Regions from separate parts of the Homo sapiens genome. Here region 1 is linked to region 2. A link is a contact called in ENCODE Hi-C or POLR2A ChIA-PET data. All regions are on one chromosome and are shown on one strand. The core of a region is the stretch at or near the end of the contact, and the rest is flanking DNA. Distances in the headings are between cores, read along the strand shown. Region 1 has its middle 110 kb from the start of LIMCH1. Region 2 has its middle 130 kb from the start of UCHL1.

Region 1 (2,700 bases), core at 140-2,639, 42 kb after region 2:
CTCAGCCTCCCAAGTAGCTGGGACTACAGGCGCCCGCCACTACGCCCGGCTAATTTTTTGTATTTTTAGTAGAGACGGGGTTTCACCGTTTTAGCCGGGATGGTCTCGATCTCCTGACCTCGTGATCCGCCCGCCTCGGCCTCCCAAAGTGCTGGGATTACAGGCGTGAGCCACTGCGCCCGGCCCGTGAAAAGATTCTTGTAAGATTCCAGGTGATTCTTAGTTCTTTTCATGGTCTGTATATGAGAAGTGTTTTTCTACATCTTTCTTTATGATAGTAATAGATGTTTGTAACAGTATAGACATTTCACAGGAGACTTTAGTTAAATTTAGGAATCATGACTTTATCCTGGCAATTTTACTTTAGAAATATTATATGCTTAGAGTAATTCAGATAACTCAGTCCTTTGAAGGTTCTCTACATATTACTGCCTTTCATATTTGAAGATAGATTTGGAAATGATTGTCCTCTGGGTGTAAAGAGTCCAATATATACTGCTGTTGTTTCCACACAGCATTGTCATTTCCTACCAGGGACTCTCCCTTTTAAACTTAAGAGTTGGCACGGAAACATTATTGCTCAAAAGAGCCACCCATTCCCGAGTGTGTTTGACAGGTCTTTGTAAACAAACTTCTTCAGCCTTGCTGAAATTAGTGGAAAAATCTAGGCTCTCATGTTTACAGTTGACGTGGGTTTTCCTTTCACCTAAAATAACCATTACAAGTAAGATACTAAGTAAAAAACATACTCATTTCTACTTGGTATATGAAAATAATATATGTTTGATGTATTCAGTGAAATTCCAGTTAACTCATAACTCTTTGAGGCCATGGATGGAGAGGTGGCATTATTAGTCTCTACCTCCAGTGCCTCACACAATTCCTGGGCACAGAAAGAGACATACAATTCATGTTGGGTCAATCAAAGAATGATTGATCATTGGCACCTCCTGATTCTATTTGGTGGTCAGAGAAAGTGGCAGGACTTAAGTTATTTTACATATAAACATTTCTTGCAAAATTTGGAGAGGATGTTTTGATGGCTTGAGATCTTTTAATTTCTTTGAGTTACTTTCATTGTCCTTCCCACCCCTTCCCTCTCTCCACTCTGAACTGCATAGGGCCTGCCTGCAGTGAACTACTCACTTCTTCTGACTCCAAGGAAGGCCATATCATGTGTTTTAAGTACCCCATAAAATTTATCTTCAAAGTAAAGCTTCCTTTGCCAAGCTCACAAATGATGGATTTTTGTTTTCCTTCGGCCTGAGGGTCAAAAGAATGGGCACTTTTGTATGTACAGTCTTCGGGGCCATTTCCTCCCTCCTATCCTACTGCCCTCTCCCTGTCTTAGGCAAGAAATCACTTGGTTCCGAGCAGTGACCTCCGCTGGGCCAGACAGTTCTGAAAGCCTTTGTGTGTTCATTTCCTTAAAGAAGTGGAAGGTAACATGTTTGAAAGCCGGACAGCTGTGGCCTGTTCCAAAACATCAATGTTGATTGTTTGTTTTTCTGGATTTTAACAAAGGAGCTTTTGCCAGGAGACCTTTGCACTCTTGCTTATTCAAACCCCAAATTACAAAAATACATAACAAAAATAAAACAGAAGCCAGACTTAAGGTTATCTTACCAAAACAGGACGTCTTCCTTCTTTAGATTGTACAAACACATGAGTTCCCTAGTTAAATTCAATCAATCATTCCTGACGGATTCAGCTAAAGTTTTGCTTTAACTCATACCACATTGTCTAGTCCTTAGAGCTTAGTTCTATTTCCTCACCTTGTTTACCTACAAAATGGTGCATCTATTTGGAAAAAAAAAAAAAAAGAAGAAGAATTTACTGGTTCCTTTTTACCTCTGTGTATTCAGCAATAAAAAAAAAATTCTCTGAAATGTGTGCTGGAGAATAATAAGCAGTTTTCCTTGGGTGGTCTTAACAGCTTAACAGATTGCTCTGAAATTGAAATCCTCAAAGATGATCTGTTCAAAGGAGGGGTGTCGACTTTCTCATCTTTTGGAGAGAGAGAGGGATGCAGCATTAGCTAGAGACAGTATGAGGTCGTGGTAAAGAACATGAACTCTGAGGCCAGTTGGTTTGGTTTCAAATCATCTGCCTCTTACTAGCTGTGGACCTTGGTTATATCACTTAACCTCACTGTCCCTCATCTGTATAATGGTAATAATAGTAGTACCTCCTCCGTGCTATCATGATTAAATAAGTTAATATCTCTAAAGCACTACATAATAAGTGCTGTGCAAGTGTTTTTAAAACACATGAAAAGGAAATAGAGATGAGATAATGTCAGAAGAGATTAGTGTTAAGCCCTTGAAGGGAGGGGGCAATTTCAAATGAGAAGAGCTGATAGGGAGTGGCAGAGAAAGCAAGTAAATTGGGGATTAAATGATAGACTATGCATTTGGCCATTTGGAGTTCTTAAGTAACTTCTAACTATTCAGAATGTGGCTTTAAGCAAGCCAATTTATCTCCCTATCGGTAAAAGGTGACACTTGGCTGGCTCGATATTCTGTTATGTGTCCCAGCCCCAGAAATGCACAGACTGGTTTCCATTTTTAGTGGAGTGCTGTGAGCAGAAGCCAGACTGAGATTTCAGGTTGGATTGAGGAAAGATGAAAGAGCTGACACTTGGTATCTAAGTCATTTCCTGGCAGTGAGTGAGAAGAGAGAGCATCGCTAATGGCAAAG
Region 2 (2,700 bases), core at 130-2,629:
ATGTATATATTTAAGGCTCCATAGGTGATTCTGGTGTGTGACCAGGGTTGAGAGCTGTAGGGCTCTCTCTGTGAACACTGTGAAGAATGACATTTAAGGGATGAATAGAAAGAGGAACCTGCAGAGAAACTGAGATAGGGAAGTGAGAAACGTGGACAATTAAGTGGGAGAACTCCTAGTTGTTAAATGTTGAAGACAACTAATAGTATCAGCAGCTAAGGCAAGAGGAATTTTCAAGAAGGAAGGGAGGAACACAATTGTCAAATGCTGCCAGGAAGGCAAATAATGAACTGAAAAGTGACTGCTGAATATGGCTAAAAAGGTTGTTAGAGATCTAGGCTGGAGCATTTCAGTAGAATGGTGGGGCAGAAGCCAGACTGCAGGGGGCTGAGCAGTGAGTGGGAGGTGAGAGGGATTAGACAGTGAGGGGTCCTTCACATTACATCCTGCTTTCTTTTTTTTTTTTGAGACGGAGTCTTGCTCTGTCACCCAGGCTGGAGTGCAGTGGTGCGATCTCGGCTCACTACAAGCTCCGTCTCCTGGGTTGACGCCATTCTCCTGCCTCAGCCTCCCTAGTAACTGGGACTACAGGTGCCTGCCACCACGCCGGGCTATTTTTTTTTTTTTATTTTTAGTAGAGACGGGGTTTCACCGTATTAGCCAGGATGGTCTCGATCTCCTGACCTGGTGATCCACCCGCCTCGGCCTCCCAAAGTGCTGGGATTACAGGCGTGAGCCACCGCGCCCGGCCTACATCGTGCTTTCTTGGTCATCACAGAATCCTCAGCAGTCAATAAACTTTGAATAAGTGAAAGTGTGGGTATTGGGAGAGTAAGGATTAAGTTGATGCAACATTTTTAGCCTGACTGGTTGGGCACATGGCAGTGGCATTTGCTGAGATTTGAAGCAAAGCCAGAAGAAAGGGCTGAGCTTGATTTTGTGTTTTAAATATGCAAGGGAGAAGATGCTAAGTGCGGTTGTAGATATATTAAGTTTGATGCTCTTTTTCTGATTATTCTGTAAGTACAGCGTTGTCTTCAAAGTCCACTCCAAATACTACCAAGTATTACTTGGTGTTGATCAGAAGTAGGGTTTCCCCTCAACTTTGTATGCTTGACAATATGATAGAACTTGAAAAAAAGAGGAAATCTAGGAATTTAAGAAAAAAGTCTGAACAGCATCATTTTGGGATATAAGTGAAGTAGAACTGATAGGAAGGGGAACACATCCTCTTTGCCTGAGGAAGTTGGAGTAGTTCTACCTCTGTTATGGCATTTAAAAATTGTATATTTAATTTTTCAGTGTATTTAACTTCTCTTTGTCCTCTTGAAGTTGGGAACATTCAGTTGTACTCTGAACCAGTGGATATTGTGACCTGGCGCTGTGCCACTTGGGCCAGCTTTTGCTTCCTTAATGAATGCACTTCCTTCATCTGTTAGTGATAAGCAGGCAAGTGAGGAATTCTTATCTGCATCTATGGATTGAACATCTGTTTCTATTCCACTGTGTTTCAGTTTTAACTTCTTTGCTTAGAAATTAATGTGAGCAAGTGAGCCTCCTCTTTTTAAAGCCATTTTGGATTGAGAGTATTTGTTTTCTGAGCATTTTATATGCATTAAATTGATAATTTAGATTTTTTTTCTAATGTTTTGAGTGATACAGAAATCATCATCATGGGTTTCCTTAAATTTCTGTGGCAATGGGCTTATTAAAAATGTAATTTTGTGCATGGTGATTTTTGGAGGGATATCAAACTTATCCTATGGGTGTTCAGTTTTGTCAGAGAGTTATGATACATTTTATTCTGCATATTAAAAATGTTCCAGAAAGGAAAGCAAAAAAATCACCATGGCAACTCAGTAGAATGCCCTTATTTTGTTTTTCTGAAAGGAAAATTCTAAATCTGAGTAAGAGGTATAAAAAAGAGCAGTGCAGATTGTGTCTCTGGCTTCCAGGAAGTGAGCTCATAAAAGAATGGGTTTGATGCCCTGGGTGACTCTGTGTTATTTAGGACCCCATTTGTTTTTTCTCATAAGGAAGAGCTATAAAAAGGTGGCGTATATATTGACACTACTAAAACAGATCTGCCAAAGAGCCTGTTGAATTTTTCTTTGTAATGCAACTTTTTGGAGCCAACTGTAAGTGTCAAGGCTAAGGATGAATGGATAGCTGCAGGGGTTGGTGGGGGAAGGTTCTTAAGGTGTCATCACACCACTTTTGACACTTCAACACTGAAGGAGTGCTACTAGGGTGAGTTTGATTAGAATGATTCTAGCAGAGTGTCAAAAAAGAAATAATACATAGTCAATGAATTGATACATTGATTAATAGTAAAAAGTAGAATCAAGCCATGTACCATTTTTGTAGAGAGACTGGTGGGCAGATCAGTTGTCAACATGGCATCCAGTAGTAGCACCAAACTGGTCGTGTAGAACTCAGTGTCTGACCTGTAAATGGTTGCTATTCCAGGGCTTCTGTTACCCTTCTTGGGGAAGCACCAGAGGACCTACAGGAACATCAGTATTCCTTAGAGGAGGGATGAAGTGCTCAGGCATAGATCCTGACTGACAAGGCTGGAAGTAGCTTGGGAAAGTTACTTAACCTCTCCAAACATCAGTTTTCTTATCTATGAAATGGTTATGGTTATAACAGCTATCTTATAGGGTTGTTTTCAGGAATACATGAGTTAATATGTACAAA

What was found. A loop is a pair of places that touch in the nucleus more often than their neighbours do. ChIA-PET counts read pairs that join two places held with the same protein, here RNA polymerase II (POLR2A). Pooled maps may share reads with other maps.
Region 1: a map of endothelial cell of umbilical vein shows a loop between it and region 2 (5-fold over the local background). The contact joins two enhancer-like sites. A Hi-C loop is called at or near these places in 6 of 168 maps with a recorded cell type or tissue (Right ventricle myocardium inferior, aorta, endothelial cell of umbilical vein and 3 more) and 8 of 50 pooled maps. POLR2A ChIA-PET finds 5 or more read pairs at or near these places in 4 of 52 experiments (HEK293T, PC-9, Panc1 and 1 more).

Annotation. Positions count from the first base shown.
Region 1 is chr4:41,426,136-41,428,835 of GRCh38, forward strand. It overlaps a transcript of LIMCH1 not described here. Among named protein-coding and RNA genes, the nearest start is that of LIMCH1, 110 kb to the right of the region's middle. Within about 2 kb of position 1,390, at least 6 of the 41 ENCODE cell types and tissues checked have a DNase peak (open chromatin) inside an H3K27ac peak, as active enhancers do; they include endothelial cell of umbilical vein, where a contact is called at or near this core.
Region 2 is chr4:41,383,757-41,386,456 of GRCh38, forward strand. It overlaps a transcript of LIMCH1 not described here. Among named protein-coding and RNA genes, the nearest start is that of UCHL1, 130 kb to the left of the region's middle. Within about 2 kb of position 1,380, at least 4 of the 41 ENCODE cell types and tissues checked have a DNase peak (open chromatin) inside an H3K27ac peak, as active enhancers do; they include endothelial cell of umbilical vein, where a contact is called at or near this core.